Linked DNA regions of Homo sapiens: region 2 is linked to region 1. Evidence: read pairs that join two places in POLR2A ChIA-PET (ENCODE). Cell type or tissue: IMR-90. All regions are shown on one strand. Each heading gives the region's core, and the rest is flanking DNA. Links, peaks and the distances in the headings are about the cores only. Region 1 overlaps COMETT (cytosolic oncogenic antisense to MET transcript). Region 2 overlaps CAV1 (caveolin 1).

Evidence for each region. ChIA-PET counts read pairs that join two places held together with the same protein. Peaks named below come from ENCODE experiments on the same cell type or tissue, not always from the same donor. Only the 100,000 strongest peaks of a DNase experiment are listed, where the experiment ranks them.
Region 2: POLR2A ChIA-PET joins it to region 1 with 7 read pairs; 15 of 35 experiments call an interaction of 5 or more read pairs at or near these places.

Annotation. Positions count from the first base shown.
Region 1 is chr7:116,580,857-116,593,674 of GRCh38, forward strand. The region is part of intron 2 of COMETT (cytosolic oncogenic antisense to MET transcript); the gene reads right to left. Among named protein-coding and RNA genes, the nearest start is that of CAV1, 62 kb to the left of the region's middle. RefSeq lists a silencer at 275-724 and enhancers at 2,829-2,928, 7,481-7,580. In IMR-90, for the core only: a CTCF peak has its summit at 8,331 (motif pointing left); DNase peaks (open chromatin) are centred at 7,565 and 8,305; H3K27ac peaks cover 1,134 bases.
Region 2 is chr7:116,529,211-116,542,028 of GRCh38, forward strand. All of the region lies in intron 2 of CAV1 (caveolin 1), which reads left to right. Among named protein-coding and RNA genes, the nearest start is that of CAV1, 11 kb to the left of the region's middle. RefSeq lists a silencer at 11,565-11,859 and an enhancer at 11,565-11,859. In IMR-90, for the core only: no CTCF peak of the experiment used is centred there; no DNase peak of the experiment used is centred there.

The DNA of each region.
Region 1 (12,818 bases), core at 6,516-9,015:
AAATCTGCCAAAGATCTATGGTTACTTGGATTCACTGAGCTGAGATGGTCAAATCTAATGCATCTTCACATCCTGTGCGGGTAAATGCCCCACCTAAGGGAGATGTTACTTATAGATGTAGAGCAATTCCAGGGATCTACCAGGGGACTGGTAGAGCCACACTTCCTTAACAATCATAGAATTACAGATTCACCTGGGGCTCATGGCTCACGGGTTGCCAAGTTACCTCACCAAGCAAATGTGATGGAATTACCAAGACAGGTTTAGATCTGTGGTGGAACAGGCCACAAAGTTCCTGAGATCTCTCTGACTTCTGGCTTAGGGACTCAACCACTATGTCTACCAGATTCAAGGAAAAAGAAAACAGGTGTGTATGACTCTGCATTCCTCAACCCCAAACAGTTGAAGAAAGTGGAGGCTTAGTTCCACCAAGTCTGGCAGAGCACAGAGATTCCCCTCCGTCAGGTGGTATGGCCTAGAATTTGACTGTACACATCACATCCAGATCATTTGTCCCTGAGCACTTATCCAGAGCCCAGACTACAGCTTCTCTCTCAGTTGATTTTATTAGCCAAGGAATCATGACCTAGTTTCTGCCTTGGAGTTGCTGAGATCTCTCTGGCTTATCCCAGGATCAGAACCTGTTTGGGCCCAGATCATTTGGCTGTGACCTTCCTATCCTGCAACACTGCCTGGTTCTTCCAAGTAATGCCCAGAAGACTGAACCCTATTCTCAATGTCTCTGCCACTGGCCTCTTCAAACTAAAGAGACTCTCCTAGAAGCAGGTACAACTCATCATCTGACTTCAAGACTCCCAATTCCTGGAAGAAAAGCACCTGTGCTTGACATAGCAGGGTCTTGACATTAATACCAGCCAAGCTGAGAAGTGGACTTTGGCCACTGAGGCAGAGACTGGCTAGTTTATGCATGAAAATCTTTTACCTTTCCTCCTGGGCACACAGCTAGACAACACTTCCCAGCCTTTCTTGCAGTGACCATGTGCCTAAGATCTGGCACTAGAATCTGAGCAGAAATTGTGTGCTCCATTTCTGGACCTGGATGATAAAAATCTCATGTGTGATTCTACACTCTTCCTCTATATGTCAGCTGGATATCTAGACCAAGGGCATCCATGAAAACCCCATGTTGAAAGGACACAACATCTCTCAGCTTGGGTCCTCAAAAGGCTACACAGAGGCCGAGCATGGTGGCTCATGCCTATAATCCCAGCTACTCGGTAGGCTGAGGAATGAGGATCACTTAAACCCGGGAAGCATAGGTTGTTGTGAGCCAAGATCGTGCCACTGTACTCCAGCCTGGGGGACAGAGCAAGACCCTGTCTGAAAAAAAAAAAAAAAAGACTACACATAGGAAAGTACCATCCCCCACAGCCCACAGCCTACCCCACCCTCCAGCACTAATGGACTTTTCCATGCGTAAGAAATTTCCATTGTGTGAGCCACTAATATTTGAAGGTTTATCTGTTATAGCAGCTGGACTTACATTATCCAACACAGTCACCCACGACCAAAGCTAGGCTCCCAGCCAAGTAAGTGACCCCAGCTGTCTGTAGCTTGCTCCCCTCTCACAGTTGTGGAGGTCCCAGCTCTCCATACTGCCCAAGGAGACAGTTTGAGATACGTGGGTGAGTAGAAGGGTGGGAGACACAGGAGATGTTTCTCAAGGGAAAAGCTTTGACTCTTCCATGTTTTGTAATCAGGAATTTTCCATGGTCGCACAGTGAGTCAGAGGAAAAGCCATAATTTTCATCCTCCCTCTGCTGGGGCAGCTGTCTTCCTGCAGGATGGGGTCTAAGCTCCATTCCTAGGAAGGAGGGGGTCAGTAAGGAGAAGGGTCATCAACTCAGGATCCTACCTTCTCATGGAAACCACTGAGAAGACTAAGCACACCAGCCGCACACAAGTGAGGAGATTTTAAATCAGCTGGACAATCCTTTTTTGGTTTAAATATAGTATTGTTTCATCCCTCTCCCATGTGATTTTATCCCATCAATATTTTTAATGTCATTAGAACTGCCCATTCCCATCATTTAACCTGTAAACTACATTGCCCAACTCATTGGTACCAAGAAGCAAATTGCAAAGTTCCACCCTGTGGTGTCACAGGGCTAAGTGCAGCCACCCAAATGCATAGCGAATTTGTTAAAGACAGGAAAGAAAACAAGCTCTAACTAGGCTTCTTGAGGCTCCCAATGCTGCTTGGTCACCACAATCAGTGAGTTTCCTCCAGAAAAGGGTTCATGCAGCTCTCGAGTCTAGCATGTCTTCAGGGAATTTAGGAATGTTTCTTTCATCAGCTCTACCCTGAGGGGAAAGATTCCTCAGAGCAATGTAAAAAGCACAGGGCAAAGAAAGAGGAGGAGGCTTGTGACATGTGGCAGCCCTTCTCTACAGAGAGTGGATGGGCCTGGGAGCCAGTGCATTGCTGGGACTATATTTAGTTCATCCAGTGACATCTTTGCGCCTCAGTGCCATCTCTCACGATAGCAAGAGACTGTGAGACTGAACATTTTTCTCATTGTAACAGGGGTCTGACTCACTAGTTTAAAAAAAAATCTGAGAACGATGAGACCCAAGGGGACAACAGAGTTCCAAAAAAAAAAGAAAGAAAAAAGAAAGAAGAAAGAAAGCAAGAAAGAAAGCAAGAAAGCAAGAAAGCAAGAAAGCAAGAAAGCAAGAAAGAAAGAAAGAAAGAAAGAAAGAAAGAAAGAAAGAAAGAAAGAAAGAAAGAAAGGGTCAAGCATTCCTGTAGGCTGAATAAAAAGACAACAGTCCTGGAAACATTTTCTAGGAGGTCTCCAATATTTTCTAGGAGGTCTCCAATGAGCAATTTTTTGCTAGCACAAAATTCTAAATTGTACCAAATACTAGTTCATAATTTCCATCGAGTTCTGAAAAACATAAGCCTATTTTTACAATGAGTTTTTGAAACTGAAACTGTAAGTGCTAACTGGAGACCAGCATGTGTCTCACTGCTGTTAACCTTTGAGGAACTGACTCCAAATTGCAGGGGTGCCACTTTCAAGCCAACAGGTGGCCTCTTTGAGTTAGGTCTTGACTCCCAAAAGTTGATATAGACATGTTGAATATTTTTCAACCAATTCTCTTCTAATTCTGTGAATAGCTTACTACAGAGTTTAACAAACTTTTTCTAGACCAGATAGCAAATATTTTTTAGGCTTTGCAGGTCATATGGTCTTTGTCACAATGAGTGAACATTGCCATTTTGGCACTAAAGCAACCAGAGATAATAGGTGAATGAATGGGCATGGCTGTGTTCCAATTAAACTGTTTTATTGGGGGAAAAATAGGCAGTGGGCTGAATTTATCCTGTGACTGTGATTTGCTAACATTTCACTTACTACTGGCCAGTACTAGTGTTGCTGATACTGGCTCACAAATACCACCCAGGGCTTCACCCTGTCCTATGACCAGAGCCACCTCCACCCCCATCCCAGCAAGCTGTCTCAAAAAACTTCTCCTGGCCCAAAAAGACCAAGAAAGAAAAAAATTAATCTATCCCTGTATTTCTATCAGTACCACAGGATTATCAAAACAAACTCTAACTTTTTAGGAAACAAAGTGACTGGAAATCTGAAATTGATTGCATTTTCAAACTTCTTTTAAGTTTGACCCCAAAAGAAGAATGAAGTTTCTTGAAACTCCTGCATCCACTGACAGGAATTGGATTCTTACTCAATGTATCGGAAATTAGACCTTTGTAACACCTGGTTTTCTTGATTATAGATAGGCCATGTTCCAGGACTACTATACAATATTTGGTTTGTAGGAAGTACTCAAACCCAGGGTTGTGAGAAGAGTCTGTGGCACTAGGGGCCTGGTAGTTTCCATTATTTTGCCTAAAAATCAATGTTAATGTCAATGTCTCAAAAATCAATGTCAATGTTGAGTTAACCATCCAAAGTGTGGATGTTTCTACTTTCTTAGTACCTTGGAGAGGTTCTCTGGATAAATAACAAAAGGAATTAGCTACTTAAGAATGGTACACAGGCTTATAAATAACTCGTGTAGGCATGCATAACTAATACATTTTTCCAAGGACATGGTAAACTCTTCCCATCTCAAGTAAAACCTCAAAATCTACATCCTGGTTCTGGCTCTTTTCACAGGGTAAAGTCATGGAGTTGGATGAGAAAGGTCTTTTTCTTAAGGCAGGGTAACTTTTAGAAGACAGGAATTCTGGAAGGGGCCAGGGTTTGATGTTAATCTAGCCCAGATGCAAAGGGAAGGTACAAAGTCAGGCACACCCGGCCCCATGTGCACGTAGGACACGACAACTGGAAAAGACGTCAAGAGATAACAGACGGTCCAGTGGCATTTGTCCTGACCAGGTATATCTAAACCTGTCTGATTTACCCATGGTCAGTAGCCAAAAGAAGGAAGCAACAGCATGCAGCTGTATTCACGGAAACCACCGGAGAAACTTTTCTCATTGCTTCCAGCCCTACCTTTAGTTCCTGACTTCCCCAGCTCTGCCTGTCTTCTGAACCTTCACCTTTATGGAAGGTAGAATTGAGGAGCTATTAGAAAGCCAGGTTTATAAACTGTGATGGTTCCAAAACCCTAGGTACACAGTAAAATCACCTGGGGATTTTATAAAAATCCCAATACCCAGGCCATATCCTAAGCCAACTACATTAGGTTTTCTAGGCGTGGGACCAGATATCAGTCTGTTCTCAAGCTCCCAGGGCCACTGAGTTCATATCAGATGATCTGAGTTCGAAGTCCAGTATAAACAATTACCTCTTCTCTGTCTGTCTCAGTTTTCTCACCTGTAAATGGTGATCATTATAGTCTCTAATTTATAAGATTGCAAGGATTAAATGAGTTCATTCACATAAAAATATCAGCACAGTTCTTAAATGTTAGTTCTTAGCACCGAGTTTCCTCTTCTTGACTTCCCATGTTTGAATTTCAATGCCTTCCACATCCTTAGCTTTTCCTCATCCTCCCTGCCTGTATCAGTTGCTCTAGGTATGCTCTGGGGACAGCCTAGTACTCCAGGCTGTGTAGTTGGCACCCTGGCCAGGATCACCCTTGCCACTGAGGGCCCCTGGACAGGACTTGAAGGGTCAAACACCGAGGAAACACTGACAGAGGGTGGTAACAGAGAGGGTGACCCACTGCCCTAAACTGCCCCAGGACTGAGGTATTTCCCAGGTTACAGGACTTGGAGAGCTAAAATCAGGACAGCCTCAGTAATCCAGGGCAGCTGGTCACTGTAATTGGAACAGATAGTCCAGGAAATCAGTGCAGGCAGGGGTTATCTTTAGGAAAGTCAATGAACAGGAAGTCAGGGTCTCGAGGTTAGACTCCACCGCTACACAAGGATAAAGTGAAAGAAGAAAAGGAACTGCAAGAACAAGGCAGGACCCCAGCCCTACAGGCAACAGGCCAGCGCCTTTTAAGAGATGCAGCACCTCCGTTAACAAAACTGGCAAGATGGCAGTATTGTAAGGTCAAGGCCCAGTTAGCATAGGTGGCACGAGTGTTGAGCTAAAAATGCATAAATCCCTAAGACTTAAACAAAGCTGAACTATATAGGAAGAAACCTCAGCCCCAAAGAGATGCTGGCTAACGTACTCTGCCCTGCATGATCTACTCTTGACCTCTTTTTTCCTGTTTAACATTTTTTTAATTGTGGTAAATATACACATAACATATTTACCTTCTCAACCATGTTAAGTGTACAGTTAGTAAAGTATATTCACATTGTTAAGCAATTTCCAGAACCTTTTTAATCTTTCAAAACTGAAACTCTATTCATTGGACAATTCCCCATTTCTTTCTTCTGAGTCCCTAGCAGTCGCCATTCTAATTTCTGTTTCTATAAGCTTATCTACCCTAGATACCTCATACAAGTGGAATCAAGCAGTATTTGTCTTTTTGTGACTGGCTTATTTCACTTAGCACAATGTCCTCAAGGTTCACCCATGTCGTAGCATGTATCAGAATATATATTGATATGGTTTGGCTCTGTCCCCACCGAAATCTCATCTTGAATTGTAACTCCCACAATTTCTACGTGTCGTGGGAGGGGCCCAGTGGGAGGTAATTAAATCATAGCGGCAGGTCTTTCCTGTACTATTCTCACGATAGTGAGTAAGTCTCGTGAGATCTGATGGTTCTACAAGGGAGAGTTCTCCTACACAAGCTTGCTCTTGCCGCAGCCATGTAAGAAGTACCTTTCACCTTCCACCGCGATTATGAGGCCTCCCTAGCCACGTGGAACTGTAAGCCTATTAAACCTCTTTCTTTTTTTTTTTTTTTTGGTTCTAATTGCCTTTTCTTTTTTTTTATTTTACTTTAACTTCTGGGATACATGTGCAGAACGTGCAGGTTTGTTACATAGGTATACATGCACATGTATGTTTATTGCAGCACTATATACAATAGCACAGAGTTGGAACCAACCCAAATGCCCATCAATAATTGACTGGATAAAGAAAATATAGCATATATGTACCATGGAATACTAGGCAGCCATAAAAAAGGATGAGTTCATGTCCTTTGTGGGGACATGGATGAAGCTGGAAACCATAATTCTCTGCAAACTTACACAGGAACAGAAAACCAAACAACGCATGTTCTCACTTATAAGTGGGAGCTGAACCATGAGAAAACATGGACACAGGGAGGGGAACATTGCACACCGGGGCCTGTTGAGGGTGGGGGGCAAGGGAGAGCATTAGGACAAATACCTAATGCATGCAGGGTTTAAAACTTAGATGATGGGTTGATGGGTGCAGCAAATCTCTTTCTTTTGTAAATTGCCCAGTCCAGTCTTGGGTATGTCTTTATCAGCAGCGTGAAAACAGACTAATACATATGTCCTTTTAGAGGCTAATATTCCATTCTATGTATATACTGCATGTTGTTTATTCATTCATTCATCCACGGACATTTGGGTGGCTTTCCCCTTCTGGCTGTTGTGAATAATGCTGCTATGAACACGAGGGTACAGATATCTCTTCAAGGCCCTGATTTCAATTCTTTTGAGTCTTCACCCAGAAGTAAGGTTGTCTTGAGCTCTTCTTAGGTTCTCATCCTGACTACCGTGCCTCTGTACAGTGGGACACAGAGCCACCCTCCCCACAGAGGAGCTCTCTCCTCCTGCTACCATTATCGTGGCAGTAGTTCCTGCCTCTTTTGTACGTTCAAACTCTTGGGATTGGAATGTTAATTTTCTCTGCATTATCATCCATTCATTCACTTATTGGAGAAATATTTACTGTAAGTCTGAGACCTGAAGACCAAGAAGATGATGGCCTTGTGAAAACTAGAGGAGGAGAAGAGCATTCAGGGTCCAGTGAGTGTGGGTGTGGAGATTTGGCTTACACTTGCTTAATCTCCTCTCACTCTCCCTGTGTTTGTACTCCATGCTCTTTTACACCATGCTGTATGCATCCTGGTTTCAAACAGAGTCAGGGACTTCAGCTGGTACATTCCCAGTCATTTCATTATGAGCAGGCTCTCCCCAACCTTCCCCTGACCCAGTGGCCTCACCACATCCTGCTGCCTAGCACTTGCTTATTTCTGGCCTGACAAAACGCCTAGTGGATGCTCTCAGTGCATCGACTCTTGGAAACAATGATTCTTCCTCTCTACTACCCAGTAGAGTGAGAGAGGTTCTTTATCTTGCCTAAGTGTTTTGAGGCACACAAGAAAAACCACAAAGGCAGAGCTTCCCTGGACACTTCCTCTCCTTTAGGGGAAAACAAAATCAATTCTCTCTCTCTCCCTCCCTCCCTCCCTCCCGAAGCCTCCCCACTGCCCTCCAAGTTTTTCACGTTGACAAATCAGACTGGAAGCCTGTATGACAGCCACTTTTCAGTATTTAACAATAACCCTCCCTACATCATCTACAAGTTATGTCTTCAACACACAAGGACAGTTTCTAGGACAAGCATTATCCAGGACTTTGCTACTCATATTAAAGGGCAGCATCCTATCCGCAAATCACACCCTCCAGTCTGCCCCCCTCTGACAATTCAAGAAAACTTACAGAATATTGGTTTATTGCATTTATCATTTCAGGGTTTGAGGATGTTTTAAGTTAATGATTTCCCTTTTTTTTTATTGTGCCAAAATCTTGTTCAAACACAATGAAATAAAACATGTAGATACAGGTTTCATTTCCATTGGTTGTCTGAGGCTAAAAATAAGAAGCCAGTGCTTAATGCTGACTTTTAATCTTATTGTGTGAGACCTTATCAATGTTTCCAAAATGCAGATTTAAAAAATAGCTGTGGTTAGGGTTTGAGAGGATATTCTGTGAATTCTAGTGCATGCACTGCCATCTACTGGACATTTATGATATAAAACTAAGCTGCATAGAAATAAGTGTATTTAATCACTGAAGACTCTGTAGAAGACAATACTAATGACATTACTCTTTAGAAAAAAGATAAGTATCTGGATAGATTAATGGAATAAATAAGTATAATATGCAGGCACAACAATATTCCTGTCTGGAATTTCTTGTTACTAAAGAATTTGTATTTTCATCTGCAGAGTAATGTTTGTCACTCTAATGAATGCAGAATCACAGCATTCATGCTGATAAAATCATTTTCAAATTGTGGTTCCTTAATACGACCAGGGAGAAGAGGCAACTCATATTGTCCTTCAGGTGGTGGAATTAAAGTAGGTATATGAGACTTCCCTTAGGATATTCTGTCTAATCATATATTCTGAAAAAAATTATGAGCATACTATCATGTACAGTTACAGAACTTCAGCAGTTTTTAAGAAATTTAACTCAATCACATCCACAATGCTGAACTTCTCATAAATAAAATTTAATATTCATTTCAGAAGGCAGTGCAGGGTTTTATAGTGTGTTGTGGCCATTATTTAACATATTAATTATTTTTGTATAATACTATTAAACACTTACTTAGGTGACATTTCTACCTGTTTTTCTTCTGGATACATAAGGGTTATCCCTTAATTGGATGGTAGAAAACCATATGGATTTTACATTTTAAAATGTACAAAGTAACTAGTTCTGAATATTTGACGTACATATGGGAGTGATATTCTTTTTTTGCACAGTAATTTGATAATAAGGCAGAAGTTTGGGGGCAGAGTGGGCTTAGGTGTAAAAAAGATAAAATTAATTATAGATATTACACCCAACCTTTATAAATCACATGTCATTTTACTTATTTTAGGCCAGACCTCCCTTCCATGCATATGCATCGTACTAAGAAAGATGCTTTCAACAACAATGTAATAAATTGCTCCCAGTCGCCTTAAGCCTTAAGTCTTAGAGGGGTGTGTGTGTGTGTGTGTGTTAGAGAAGTTGTTTATCAGAAGGAATTAGTCTCTTCAATGAAGGCAACAGAAGAAATCACGACAGAGTATATGCTAATGAAAGAGTTAAATGAGTGGAGTTTATTTTAGCTGCAAGAGCACACAAGAAAACATAGCGAATGATAAATAATTTGGAATTAGTCAACTGGGATGAGGTTTCTATTAAAATCCTTGAATGAGACCATTATCCTTTTAACAAAGAAAAAAAAAAGAAAGTCTGTATTTTAAGAAAGCTAAATTTTTTATTGATACATAATGACCATACATATTTCTGGGGTACATGTGAAACTTTGATAAATGCATACAATGTGTAATGATAAAATCAGGGCAATTGGGATATCTATCACTCAAACACTTATTATTTCTCTGTGTTGGGAATATTCCAAATCTTCTAGCTATTTTGAAATATACAATAAATTATTGTTAACTATAGTCACCCTACTCTGCTATTAAACACTAGAACTTATTCTTCCTATCTAACTATGTTTTGGTACCCATTAACAAGAAAGCTAACTTGTTAAGTTAAATAAAATTTAAGGAAATTGTCTAAGTATTTTATCTTTTTTAGACACCATAACAAATAGGAAATAACATATTTTTATATCTCATGACACTCCTAGCTTTTGTTTAAACCTGAACTCTCAAATACAGAGAATTAGCTTAGAAAAATAACTGCAGGGGTTAGGCTTTGAAATTTATCTTACTAAGCATGACAGCATGTTCTCAATGTTTTGCATGTTTCAATCTTTGTTTGTGAACTAGAAAAAGCATCTTTATTTAAATTCAATTAAACCAGACCTACATAGCTGAAACCCTGAGAGAAAACACAATTATGGAATCAATCCCAAAGCACTTGTATGGTGAATTCAGGCAAAAATGGAAATGGTCAATGTGAAATAACAAGATTAATATACAGCCAATCAGTAAAGAAAGTAAATTAAGTATATTGGTGAATACCACCCCCAAATTCATCAAGAAATTTTCATGTTTCCATACACTATAAATCTATATTATCTAAGACTGCAGCCTCTAGACACATGTGGCTACTTACATTTAAATGAATCTTTCATTAGACAAAATTAAAATTTAGTTCTTCAGTCTCACTAGCTACATTTCAAGTGCTCAGTAGCCACATGTGGCTAGTGGTTAAGGAGTGGACGGCACAGAGCTAGAATATTTTTATGATAACCAAAGCTCCATTAGATGGCGTTACTAAAAATCATCAAAATCTTGTCTCAATTCTTTGTTATAACATGTTTTGAAGGAATTTCACATAGTGAAAGAATAGCCATACACCTCCAAGTAACAACTGTTTCATTTTCTGGTTTATTGGGTGAACATATTCCAAGCTTCAAAATAGAGCTGGCATACATAACTATTGCTTTAAAAAGATAACACACAGGGTTCCAGAATTGGAAAAGACCTAGAGATAAATCATATATTCCATATGTTCCGTCATTCTCATCTTACCACTGAGGGCACACAGACTAAAAGAGGAAAGTAACTTGCCCAAGGTCATAGGAACAGTTGGCCCACAACGATAGGACCCAGCTTCCTGACTTCAGGTCGCATTGCGCATTCTGAACACCAGTAAGTAAGCTACATCTATCCTGAGACTATATGGTAACCTGACTACATCTCTCAAGTTATATGAAGAAACGAAAAGGAATAAAAAACGGAGACTCAATGTACTGTATACTTTATGTGAAATATTTAGCAGTACTCAAAATTAACACTAGGTGTCAGATCATCAGATTTGAAAAGCTAAACCTGATGAACTCGGAGATTTTCTGCTTGATTAAAAATAATCAAATCCATTGCAAATAAATCCATTATTTGATTAGAAATAATTAAATCCATTGCAAAATGGCATGGCATGATAATTTTGATTGACTTGGTCGTCCTCAGGAACTGAAGCTATATAATCAGTTAAGTCCCTGCTTCTGATCTCTTCTGATTTTCTTCTAAGAAGAGAATAATATTTATTTTTCATAAGTCTAAATTAATTTCTGTTAATTATTTGGGGACACTTTTAATTGTTCTCTGCATTTGAGAAGAAGCCAAAATGTTCAATTCTCCTTAACCTCTTAAGTCTCTTAAAGAGACTTAAAGTGGCATTATACTTCATCTTCTGATGTGTGCTTAACATCGCTACTGTGACACAGCTCCAGTACAAATATTAAAAAGTCTTTGCCTTAGATAATTTAAGGAAAGGATGCAAATGAAAGGCAAGAAATAAAGATTTAACCCCTGTATTGTCAAGCAACGTAGCAGGTTGAAGAGGAGGGAGATAAGGGGATGGGTTTAGTCGGAGGAAAGAGCGAATCTGGGGCACTGCTGATCAGGAGACGGGACTGGCTTGAGGGACACACGGCAGAACAGGCTCATAGCCCAAAGCCAGGTCTGGAGCTAAGGGCAGAGTGAAGAGGGAAGCTTGGCAAGAGAAGGGAACAGGAAGGAGTGTGGGCAGAGATAAGGACCGCAATCTAGCCAGCCGTGACTCTGCCCCTCCCTCTGAAGAAGAGAACTTTATAGAAGGGAAATCAGGCGACAAAGTCAAGGAAAGAGGTGATAGATTTAGAAGACCTTGAAGGGAAAATGAATCCATTGTCATTCTGGGGAAAATGGGAAGGGTAAGATTAAAAGAAATCAGAATTCAGAGCACAAGAAGAATTCCCATGAAAATATTACACCAAAATATGTGCCCATGAAATCACGTTCATTTTTAACAGAAAGGGAATTCCACAAGCAGTGACAATTGTCGATTTTGCTTGATAAGTTTTGCAGCAGTCATGGCATTCATGCTCCTATTCTCCAGCTTAGGAACACTGGGGGCCCCTGGAAACATCAGGGTTACCTCAAGATTTTCACACAAGCTGCCTGGACTTACGTTCCGGCTGCCTGACAGCCTCTGTGATCCTCCTATAGCCATTTTCAGGCACTTCACGGAACAGGCCTTGCAGTTCAAAAAAGCAAGTAGACAAAGTGTCCTCTCAGGCAGCCACTTTTTAATCCCCCAACACCCTTTTTTTAGGAACCTATCCAAAAATCTGTGGATCATATAAAGTTTCCTTTTCTTACCTCCTACCCCCGAATACTTTACAACATTCCACCAAATCTTACTCCCTCGGAGCATCAGGTTCCTAGTCTAACCAAGAAAGAAAGGTAATATGCTAATGGAAAGGTCTGGGGTGCCCTTATAACGCATAAACTTCTGGCTTCACCCAGGGCTGGCCTTGCATCTCAACAAGAGAAAACTCACAATTGCTTCAAGAGCATTGACAAAGTGAGGAAACTCACTGTTTCCTATGACCATTTTTTCTTGTATTTAGAGGAATCAGATTTCCAATGTTCTCAAACTGATCCCTCTGGCATTCTATTGAAAAACAATCTCATAAAACTGAGGGAAACCCTGCTGTTTTATGTCTGTATTCCCAAATCTAGGAAAAGGGAAATAC
Region 2 (12,818 bases), core at 6,286-8,785, 52 kb before region 1:
TGGTAGCTTAAAACTTCACATAATAAGAAAGAACCAGTGGCCAATGGAATCTACTGTTAAAGGTACCCAATCAAGTAAGGAAAAGTTGGTCCTAAAAGCAAGCAGCCCTGTAAAAGCTGCTCTGTCCAATATGGTAATCACTAGCCATTTGTGTTTCCATTTAAATTTCAAGTAATTAATATCAAGTAAAATTTAAAATTCAGTTCCTTAGTCACACTAGCCACGTTGTGAGTGTGCAACAGGTAAAGCTAGTGGCACAGACATAGAACATTTCCATCAGCACAGAAATCTCTATTGGACAGTGCCAGATTAGGGTGTTCTCTGCATTGTAAAAGCATCCCCTTGCCAAGTTAAAGAAAACAACAACAAAACTCTAGAGAAGAAATGAAACCCCAGTTTCATTTCTGGAGAGGAAAGAAAACTCATGTGTGGCATGAGTTTATATTCAAGAAGGTGCAGCATTATTACCTATTTTACTAGTAATAATGACACACATTATAGTATACAATCCAGTTCCAATAAAATTAATTTCTCATCTTACTAAAAGCTTGCTGCTCCACATTATGAGACAATTTACCCAAATATAGACATTTACCCAAAAATATTAAGTAGCTTGTGAATACTTTTTAAAATTTCCTTTAATTAAAGTGGTCACAAACTCAAACCCTTCATTCTCCCTCTGAGATTTCTGTGTCATCTTTTGTTCACATTGTTATTCACATGTTTATTATGTACTTATTTTGATTTTCTAGATAAATAAAATGGCTTCAAATCTATAATTCTGATAAAATTAGCCATCAATTAATTTATTTATTAAACCCATGCAATATGCTAGATTAGATGCTTTGCTATGTAATTCCTACAATAAATCCTAGCAATCACAAAGATTACAGTTAGTGAGACGACATGCACACAGGTAAAAAGTGTTTTTAAAAAATACATACATACAACCAAAACAGTAAGTCACTGCTACATGGAAACTGATTGGTCCTTTTTCCTTTTTTTTTTTTTGCCTTGACTGCCAGGAAGCAGTTTCAAATCTATAGCTGGATTTTAAGTTTCATTAATTCATGTTCCCACATATGGTTCTGTATTTTCACTTCCCCCTTTTAACTGACATACTGTCTTATGTGATCTCTACTGTAAGCCTTCTCATCATTTTGGAAACAGACCAAATATAATATATATGATAAGGAATCAAAAGTAAATACAGTAGTGTTGAATATTGCATAACAAAAAGGTTTTTAAATAGGGAATGGTATCAATATGAAGTGTTAGGGAGACCCAGCCATGAAAAGGATAGCAGGGTCAGAGAAGGAGGATGTATTGCAGCTGGTTTAATGGAGAATGGTATGAAGGAGGTGCAGTTTGAATTGGGTCATGGAGGACAGATGGATTGCAAATAGCTGGGGCAAAAGCACAGGAAGGCATTCTAAACGAGCCAGGCATGGAGACAAGAATGTCTCCCACAAGGGAGTTGTAGTAGCTCAATCAGACTGGGATTTGAGATTTCATGTGGCAGAGTGGTAGGTGATAAAGGTGAAAAGACTGATCATAGTAAAATGCGGAGTCTGTAAATCCAGCACTCATGATAAGTTTGGACATCATGTCAACAGTGGACAGCCATAAATGACTGCAAGCATCGGTGTGGTATAATGAAGGTGACGTTTTTGTAAAATGACTCTGGTGAAGGTACAGAAGGTAATGAAAAGTAGCCAGTCTAGTTGAGCAGAAAAGAGTTCAGATGTAATTGCATCATGGTCCAGATGTGAAATGAAGACAATGCGAAGTGGCATTGTGGATCGAAACATACATGCACAAAATGACAGAATTTTAGAATTTGAAGGGATCATCATGGTTACCAGGCTGGCCTCCAATTCCTCTTTTGTAATATTAATAGAAATTAAGGGCTAACAAGTTTAAAATGTTATCCATCTTTTTACATAGTTACTGCCCAAAGTGAATATTTTGAAATGTATCATTAAAGAAGAATAGATAAGATTATGTGATTCACCATGGACTATTGTCATGAGAGGAAAAATGTGTTTAGATGATTCTGTTAGCACTGAGACAAATCAGGATATCTGAAAGGAGGTCTTTGTTGAAAAACAGAAATATGCATTCATAACTTGCTTTTCTAAAATTGGAATGTAATGATTCTTAAATATGCACAGACACAAATTTTTCTTTAACAGTCAAGAAAATGCACGCAGGTGATAATCAGATCAGTTTTGGTTATAGTACAAAGGTTTAATGCCTCCGTGATCCCTTTCAACTTGAAAGCATTCTAGAGCAATTGGTGATTAATATCAGTATAACAGTCATTTATAAAATTATTATTTATTTGATATACATCTAATCAAAGCATAAGATTTATTTTTATTATTATTATTATACTTTAAGTTTTAGGGTACATGTGCACAATGTGCAGGTTAGTTACATATGTATACATGTGCCATGCTGGTGCGCTGCACCCACTAACTCGTTGTCTAGCATTAGGTTTAAAAGATCAGATTGTCTCGGCACCATGTTAATATCTTTTTCTGTTGGCATTAGTATTAGTTTTGCTTGTGTATTTGTTTAGGAGATAGCTTCACAAGTTGGTGATTGATATTCTACCATGTATGAAGTCATGCGTGGAATTCAGAATCCCCAGCTTGTAAAATTGCATTATGATCATCTTTAGTGGGAAATTGTTCTCAGAATACTGAGCAAAGGATGATACCAAAATGGCAGCTATTATTCATTCTTAAGCATATGAAATGCTTTCAGGTTCAACCCAAAATTACATACATTTTAAATGCTTACTAAAAGAGTCTTTTCCCTCCTCCATCTATTAACTGCAATCAAAAAACTTCGGTTTTAACTGAACATGATTTCATATTATTTATTAAAATTTAAGGCAAGGTGCACCAAGTACCCTTGAATTATGAAAAGCTTCATGATGTGGGATATTCTTTCAGTTAACGGCAGGGTTGGCTACACTTTTAAGGGGTTCAAAGTAGGAACAGCTGCAATAGTGAGCTGCATCTGGAAAGTCCAGTAATTTGAAAAACCACCTGTTTATGTATCCTGCCCACTCAAGTCCATAAAATAACAGACACTTTCATATTCCAAATGAAACTGCTTTTTAGTTTGCCCTACTTTTAAACATAACTCTTTGTGATGGAATGACCAGAAACAGCTGGTCTCTAAGAGGACAGGGCTATGTGCGCTCACCTGCGGGGTTGGACCTTCCATAATCCCCCTGGCTGTGGGGAAAGTTGAGGGCTGCTGTCTTTATACAAAGATGGTTTATTCCAAGATACACACACTCTTCTTCCACACCCTGGAGACCTTGCATATTTAGTATCTTCTTTACCATAATCTGAGGCCCTAGAGAAAAAGATTTGCAAACTATACTTGTTTTAAAACAACTTTCTAAAAAAGACACTCTCAGCCCCTAGAAATTATGCCTAACACATAGATGCTCAGAGGCAACCTGTTGTAGTGCAAGAGGATTGTGCCAAGATTAGAAAACAAATATTTGCAACTTTTGTAACTGTCTTCTCTAAAACTTGAATGTGGTGATTCTAAAGTAAAGACCGACACAAAATTCTTTTTCTTTAGCAGTCAGGAAAAGGCATGCATGAAGTAATCAGATCAGGTGTGGTTTCAGCATAATGGCCTAATGCTTTCATGATCTCTTTCAACTGGAAAGCGTTCTAGTCCCACTGGACACCAAGGAGGAAGAAGGGACGGAAAATATTAGGCCCATAGGTTTATCTTCCTCAGTAGTCCACGAGATTTGAGCTTATATGTAGGGAGCAAAATTGTTTGTCTAAAAGCAGTTAATAAATGCCCCAAAAAGGCTGGGCGCAGTGACTCACTCCTGTAATCCCAGCACTTTGGGAGCTCAAGATTGGTGGATCATGAGGTTAGGAGAGCAAGATCATCCTGGCCAACACGGTGAAACCCCATCTCTATGAAAAATACAAAAATTAGCTGGGTGTGGTAGCGCGTGTTTAATCCCAGCTACTGGGGAAGCTGAGGCAGGAGAATGGCTTGAACCCAGGAGGCCAAGATTGCAGTGAGCCAAGATTGCGCCACTGCACTCCAGCCTGGTGACACAGCGAGACTCCGTCTCAAAAAATAAAATAAATAAAATAAAATAAAATAAAATAAAATAAAATAAAATAAAATAAAATAAAATAAAATAAAAATAAAATGAACGCCCCAAAAATATTTTGGGCAAACTATTTTGTGTTTCTTTTCTTTATTTATTTATTTCTTTTGAGACAAAATCTTGCTCTGTTGCCCCGGCTGGAGTGCAATGGCACAATCTTGGCTCACTGTATCCTCAACCTCCTGGGCTCAAGCAACTCCTGAGTAACTGGGACCACAGGGATGTGCCACAATTCCCGGCTAATTGTTTTAGCCAGGATATAAATGCTGCCTACATAGAGTTTGTAGCTATCTCCTTGACTTTCTTTATGCAGATTCCTTCACAAACTTTTGATGGATTCCTTTACCAAATTCTACTGTCTGTTAAAATCTTCTATCTTTATATCTTTAGTCCAAACAACACGTCATTTATAAACCTTAAAATTGTTTCTGGGCAAATAAACAAGGCAAAATAGGAATATATATTTTTAGGCAATTTACTTCTGTTTTGGTCTCATAAAAAATTGTAATTAAATTGTAGAAAATATTTCAATTCCTCTTTAATATCCTCTCCTCACATACTGGCTCTCAACTTCTAATCCTCCTATTGAAACATTGATTGGGAGGCCAAGGCAGGCGGATCAACTGAGGTCAGGAGTTTGAGACCAGCCTGGCCAACATGGTGAAACCCTGTCTCTACTAAAAATACAAAAGATTAGCTGGGCATGGTGGCATGCACCTGTAGTCCCAGCTACTTTGGTGGCTGAGGCACGAGAATCGCTTTAACCCGGGAGGCAGAAGTTACAGTGTGCCAAGATCAAGCCACTGAACTCCAGCCTGGGCGACAGAGTGAGACTCCATCACAAAAAAATAAAAATAAAAATTGAAATTTGCAGCCTTTTTAAAACCCCATAGCCTCTTTATAAACCCAAAAGCACTATCAAATTTGGCGAGGTGTCAAAAGAATCAGAGGAATGTTTACAAATACAGATGCCTGGGCCCACCTCAGATATATATATATATATATATATATATATATATATTTTTTTTTTTTTTTTTTTTTTGAGACGATGTCTTGCTCTGTCACCCAGGCTGGAGTGCAGTGGCATGATCTCAGCTCACTGCAAGCTCCGTCTCCCGGGTTCACGCCATTCTCCTGCCTCAGCCTCCCAAGTAGCTGGGACTACAGGCGCCCGCCACCACGGCTGGCTAATTTTTTCTATTTTTTAGTAGAGACAGGGTGTCACCGTGTTAGCCAGGATGGTCTCAATCTCCTGACCTTGTGATCCGCTCGCCTCGGCCTCTCAAAGTGCTGGGATTACAGGCGTGAGCCACTGCACCCGGCCCAGATATATTAAATTAGAATATCTAGAGGTGGAGCCTGAGTATCTGTATTTTTCAGAGTTTCAAATGATCGTTCTTCAAATGATTACACTGTGAAGTCAGATTTAGAAATGACTGTACCCAAGGTTGGCTAAAAGATACACACCCTGGTTGATTCTACCTGAAGAGAGCAAATAAGATACACAGCAAAGTTGTAGATGTTTTCCCTGCCAGTAGAATACTTGCGGGTTAGGCCATTTAAAACCCTGCCAGAGAGTTTTGAAACACTGTGGAGGGCTCCCAAATCAACTTGCTCAATGGTTCTCCATCCCTTCAGGCTACTTGGGCTTAAAGCCAACTGCAAGCTTAGAGCCTCAGAGTGACCTAGGAATGGGGTGACCATATATTCTAGGTTGTCTCATACAGACTAGCCAGCACTACTCAGCCGCAAGTAATAGCATCCAGGCATGCTCAGAAGTGTCCCATTTGGAGGAAAAAAACAATATTGTCACAAATGAATTGGCAATGGCCTGTCTCTGATTCTTATACCTGGAATATACTGGAAGTCCCTACTCATGCTATTTTCTAGCAGAATAGGCAAAATTTCTACATTCCAGGCATGTCAGGCCTTTCCCTGATTCCTTTCTCTAATGTCACTCGTCTGCTGTCTTTTATCACAGCCATTAAACTGCACCCTAACTTAAAGAGGATCCCTTATGTTCCAATCTACTCATCCCTCAGATCTTTCTTTCTCTGAAACACAGGGTTAATGAGACTGACATCCTTCCATCACATATTTTCTCAGCTACTCAGTAAAAGATGTAAATGTTTAAAATAGTTTAAACTATTTTTCAGTTAGTCCAGGAAACATAAAATGGCATGCTTGCACATAAACCATTGTTTAGGGTGGGGGAAGTGTTTTTAATTTTGCCTTAAAGGAAATCTGCATGATCCACAGGCTATGCAACTACCAAGGGAATTAGTTGGTAGAACAGAATTACACCTGCACAGAATACAAATTTCCTGCCTTTCATGGGAACTATGTTGATGTTTCAGATATGAAATACATCTTGTTTTCTTTATTGAACCTCGAGAAGATGTCTCTTGTTGGTCATTATTTCATGGCAGGGGAAGTACATATTCCTAAAGACACAACCGAGTTTCCCTTTAACCATCATTAGTTGGGCTGGCCATTAAGAACCAGACGCTTTTATTTTCAAAGAGACTTAAGTTTTGATGTTGTACATATGTGCCTAATATTCTATCTCATAGCAATTTAAAGGTGACGTTTTAAAAAGCTGCATTCAGTGTATAAACTTCTCCTGATCCCAGCAAGGATGTTGTGATGATTTTATTTAAAAAGGTAAGTTGTGTCTAGATATGGCAGTGGGTCATCTCATGCATGGTGCAGATGTCAAACACAATTACATTTTCTTATTTGCAATGACTAAAAAAAGAAGCTGAGCCCAAGCAGTGAGAAAGTAGGAGATTGGGAGGACAAGAAGCAAAGGAAAAAAGTAACATGAGCACCGTTCTCCCTGTCCTGCCACTTGCTCCATTATGGACTGGGCTGCGATATCTCATATCCCAGCTCCACAACTCCCAACAACCATTTATGTGCATGGTGCTTCCATGTGTGATGACCCAATCAGGCTCAGGTGTGGACTGAGTAGTTAAATTATAACCCTTGTCTCTGAAGAGTTTAGGGCTTAGTGGGGAAACAGACATGTAAACAAACCTGAGTGAGGTCATGTAATCAAAGGACAGGCCACAGTCAACCACAAAGAAGAGAGTTCTCAGCAGTCTCCAAAGCCGAACATATGTTTACCAGGAACAGGGTCCCAGCAGAGGGAGCAACAGGAGCAACCAGAGCCTTGAGGGGTCGTGGCCTGTTCTGGGCACCAGCAGTGGATCAATGTGGCCAGAGCCAGGGATACTAGCAGAAGCCAGAGCAGCAGGGCCTTCCTTGTCCAGCAAAGGCATTTGTCTCTTTGTAGGCCACAGCGACCCACAGAGGGCTTTTTAGGCCAGAAAAAAGCCATTAAGGCCGGGCGCGGTGGCTCACGCCTGTAATCCCAGCACTTTGGGAGGCCGAGGCGGGTGGATCACGAGGTCAGGAGATCGAGACCATCCTGGCTAACAAGGTGAAACCCCGTCTCTACTAAAAATACAAAAAATTAGCCGGGCGCGGTGGCGGGCGCCTGTAGTCCCAGCTACTCGGGAGGCTGAGGCAGGAGAATGGCGTGAACCCAGGAAGCGGAGCTTGCAGTGAGCCGAGATTGCGCCATTGCAGTCCGCAGTCCGGCCTGGGCAACAGAGCGAGACTCCGTCTCAAAAAAAAAAAAAAAAAAAAAAAGCCATTAAAAAGGGAGTCATGTCTCTTGTTGGTCATTATTTCATGGCAGGGGAACTACATATTCTTAAAGACACAACCATTTCCTCTTAATCCTCATTAGCTGTGCTGGCAATTAAAAAACCAAAAGTTTTTACTTTCAAGAAGATTTAAATAACTTCTGAGGGTGTACATATGTGCTTAATATTCTGTCTCACAGTAATTTAAAAGTGAAGTTTTGAAAAGCTGCATCCTGCGCTTGTCAGAACCATGTCTGATGAGATATCCCCTTTAAAGGGCTCTCGGTGCAATGGGGCAAATCAAGGGGGTTTGTGCAAGTGGGAGTGAGACAGGAGATGGGGTGCTTCTTCCAGCACTCCCTATAGGCTGACTGAGTGACAAAGATCATTTTACTGACACCTCCAATGGCCCTATGAGATGGGTACTATTATTATTATCACCATCATATTCCTTTTGCAGATAAGGAAACTCAGGCTTAGCAGATTGCCAGAACAACACAGGCAGGAAGTGGTAGAGTCAGGGTTTGAACCCAGGTAGTGAAACTCCAAAGCCCGGATTCTTAACCACTGTCCTCCAGTGCCTCTCTGTAATAAGTCATGATCCCAGAAGCCATTGGTGTGGCCACAATATGGAAAGAGATGACAGTGTCCTCACACTGGGTGAGCAGCTTATGGTGATTCCAGACATGATCTCTGTTGGGAGTGACAGGTCTGAGCTTCTAGGATCAGACCCTAGATCTTGGCAAGTGGTTTGAGGAAAGAGAAGGACCAATGTAAAACCCCAGGCTTCAAGGAATGTGGATGCTGGGCAGGGAGGATTAAGCCCCAAAGACCAGAAATGGGGTACACAGGGCAGGTGTGGCCAGAGTAGAACTAGAGTAGAACTTCCAGTGACTAGAAATAGAACCAGACACGTTGCAGTGGTGGATAAGGTAGAATCGCTTAAGTCTTTAAAGTGCCCCTGATCACCCAAGTTGGCCAGAGACCCTGGGGTGGGGCTGATTCTGTCTGGATATACGGGGAGGGGTAAGCATGAGGAAAGGAAGCAGGTCCTGACAGGTACTTTGCACTAAACAGCTCCTTATAAGGTTCTCAATTTGCCTGCTCAATTTCTACAGACATTTGTGGGACCACACCAGTACATTGTAAAAGCAGGAAACAATTGAGAAAAACCTGAGTTTTATGTTGGTAGGAGAAATGCCTATGGAATATGGCAAATCGTTTCTCTGAGACTTCCTCCCTAGTAATTACATATTTGTTCTCAAAAACAAATGCCAGAAGGAAGAAGCAGATTTAATAGTGCATTTTACAAGGCACCATTAATCTCTAAGAAGAACAATTAAAATGTCTCAGCAATCATGGTTCACTGTATATCTTTTCTATCTTCTTAGAAGTAATATATGGCTGGAAATGGGCATACCAAAATATGTCAAGGAAGTGGAATTGCGTTCATTAGATTTCACCACTAATTATTTTAGTTAGCTTCACAGATCTCTCTTCCTTGCTTGTTCTTGAGAGCGAGGCTTTTTAGTAGGAAGAGAAATTGTCTAAAACGATTAATAACCACAAATTCACCAAACTATTTTGGGTAAGTCCCTCTATTTCTCTAGGTCTAAAGCTAGGAATAAGAGTCATTCTCATATAATGTACTGTCCCAGAAAGGGCATTATATTAGTCTGTTTTCACGCTGCTGATAAAGACATATCCGGGATTGGGTGATGTATTTAAAAAAAGAGGTTTAATGGACTCACAGTTCCACATGCCTGGGGAGGCTTCACAATCATGGAGGAAGGTGAAAGGCACATCTTACATGGTGGCAGACAAGACAGAATTGAGAGCCAATCAAAAGGGGAAACCCCTTATAAAAGCATCAGATTTCGTGGGACTTATCACTACCACAAGAACAGTATGGGGGAACCGCCACCATGATTCAATTATCTCCCACAAAATGGGAAAATTATGGGAACTACAATTCAAGATGAGATTTGGGTGGGGACACAGCCAAACCATATCAGGCATTCAACCAATATTTGGGAAGCACCAGCCCTGCACCAGGCACGGAGCACGTCATGAGTCCTGCCGTACCACAGCCTGCCTGACAGACCTCAGTCATCCTCTGGAGCTTGCCTCTGACATCTGGACCTCCTCAGAATCAGCATCTCTTCTCCTTGCCCCCGCCATCCTTTGTTTTTATCTCTGCTGTGGCATTCATCAAAGCCTTCCAACTATCCTGCGTCACTGTCCTTCAGTGTCCTCTCTCCTCTCCCTTCCTTCTCACCCCACTTTGTGCCTGTATCCTTCAAGCAGAGCAATGGCACCCTCACTTCTGTGGCTGCCCAGTGCCCCATGCAGAGTCAGACATCAGAAAATAGATGCTGAATTCAGTTGACACTCTGAAATTCTTTTTAAAGTAAGTTAATGTGTGCTTTGAATGAAAAGACACTGGGATTACATTATTGAGTGTCTTTCTTCCTTTGCCACTTTTGTCCCTATTGGCCATATTTGAAAATCTTGTTGGAAAAAAAAATTCAAGAACTTAATAAATAAATTCAAAAACATTTAGTCTATTTACTTAGGTGAAGAGAAAACTCATTCTAATATGTGTGTATATTTAAAATATTTGTTATTTAGACTTTTTTTTTAAGTCTCCAGGTTGAGGAGGACACAAATATATCCTCCTAAACCTTCCAGTAAGCAAGCTGTGGCATCCAGATGATCTCCTGGGTCATGGGGGATAAGGCTAATCTCCTAGGTGTCTGGCAGACAGGACAGGCAAATTCCCAGAATGCCAAAATATACCATCTGCTGCTGTTTGGCATTGCCCTTAAGTCCAGAGTGTGGAGGCTGGGGGTGGGTCTCTGGCTACAGGAGAAGTCCCCTGGCAAGGGAGGGGTGAAAGGAGTGCCTGTTGAACCCCCCATCTATCCCCGCACTATGGCAAGATTGAGAGGAATGACTAGATCAGGGAATGGCCCGAAAGAAAAATCCAAAACCTCCCAACCCTGGACAAGGCCACAGCTTTGAGAAACCGAAGCCTCTGCTTCCTTCTCTTTGGCTTTACTGCTTCTAGATGCAAATACACAGAGCTCTGAGATTTTGTGTGCTGGGAGGTGATAACTGTTAACCCTCTATTCCAATAGCACAGAAATTTCTCTTTGCCTCAGAAGTGGTTTCTCATAGATCTCAGATCTCTTTTCAGGAAAAAGAAAAACAACAACAATAACAACACATTAATGACTCTGAAAGAGTCAGACACCATTAATTCCATTATTGGTGTCTGTGCCAAGTGAAATGAACGTCAGCTCTTTTCCCAGATATGTTTCCTTCTTTTGCCTCCTATAATAAGAGATGATTTTACTGTAATAATATAAGACTCATCAATTTGACTCCAAATAGCTTTCCTATCAACAGGCTAAGTGTAAAATACCAGGATCATTATTCAGTTGAGAATAGATAGAACTAGGAAGTAGCCATCAAAAAAGAATGATGAGGTGCATTGTGGATTTGGGGTGTAACTTGGTATCTAACATACAGCCAGAATCACAGTCATAGCACACTTAATATTTTATCAGAAACTTGCGTGAACAAGTTAAGAGGACTCTCAACTTAAAAATGACACCAATTGCAATGATCTTGTTAACATTTGTGATGAAAATAATAGCAAAGTGACTTAGACAAATTACAATAGCCCATAAAAATAAGATAAAGTTTAACACAAAGTAAGATGATGTTAAAAGACTTGAAATAAAACAGATATGTTAAGTAGGCAACACATAGGTAAGCATATAAAAACAAGAAGATACCAGGATAGAGCTGTCATTTTTGTGGGAGCCTGTGATGTGGAAAACCAAGATGCCTGGTGAGTATAATGGATATGGAAACCCCCCTTGTAATAATTCCACAGTTCCAAGGGGCCAAGGTCTCCAGGTTGAGTCACTATTGTAAACACACCCATAGATGAATCCACATGCCATACCTCCTTGAGTAAGTGGGGACTCAAACTAGGTCTGTCAATTGTTCCAGAAAATTAAGCATCTAAATAATTTAATGATAATTTAAAAGAAGCACAATGAAATATTTCAAGGAATGTCACATACAAGATTCTGTACCTCTTCTGCTTTGGTTAGACTCATTCAGAATAGGTTCCTGCTTTGATCTTAAGAGGGAGGTAGAGATTCTGGAGAAGCCCTAGGGAAGAGCAAAAGGAAAGGAATAAGGAGCCAAGAGGAAACCCAGGGTAAGGCTGAGGAGGGACTGTTTCGTGTAGGTGATTTATTGGAAGGGTTGGAAGGAAACATGGAATGACAATTACCTTTGGTTATTGTCAGGTTAGTATGAGACTTACAAGAAAAGCACTGCTCAGACGCAATTACCATTCAAGATAAGAAATAATAGGAAAGGCTAGCACACTTAGCTTTTTATTTAAAAAAGTGTTAGGTAGGCTGAGCACGGTGGCTCACTCCTGTAATCCCAGCACTTTGGGAGGCCAAGGTGGATAGATGACTTGAGCCCAGAAGCTTGAGACCAGCCTGGACAACATGGTGAAACCTCATGTCTACAAAAAAATACAAAAATTAGCCAGGCATGATGGCATGCACCTGTAGTCTCAGCTACTTGGGGGGCCAAGAGGTGGGAAGATTGCTTGAGCCCAGGAAGTCGAGGCTGCAGTGAGCCATGATTGTGCCACTGCATGACAGCCTGGGCAACCGAGTGAGAGCCTGCCTCAAAAAAAAAAAAAAAAAAAGTGTTAGGTGACATGAGAGAAGATCTTCCAAGTAATAAGAGTGGCTAATCCCAGGAATGTGTCACCAGAGGTTATTTTGTAATAGTCGTGTGTTAAATTCCTTATTTGTCTATATAACTTCTCAAATCCTTCTGCCTCTACAGTTATAGTTTAACTGGCGCATAACAGCCTTCACACACAGCCTCATAATTAAACATAGACATACATATGAACACTTTCCCCTATGCCAGCAGGATACTTGGTTTGTTTAGGGGCA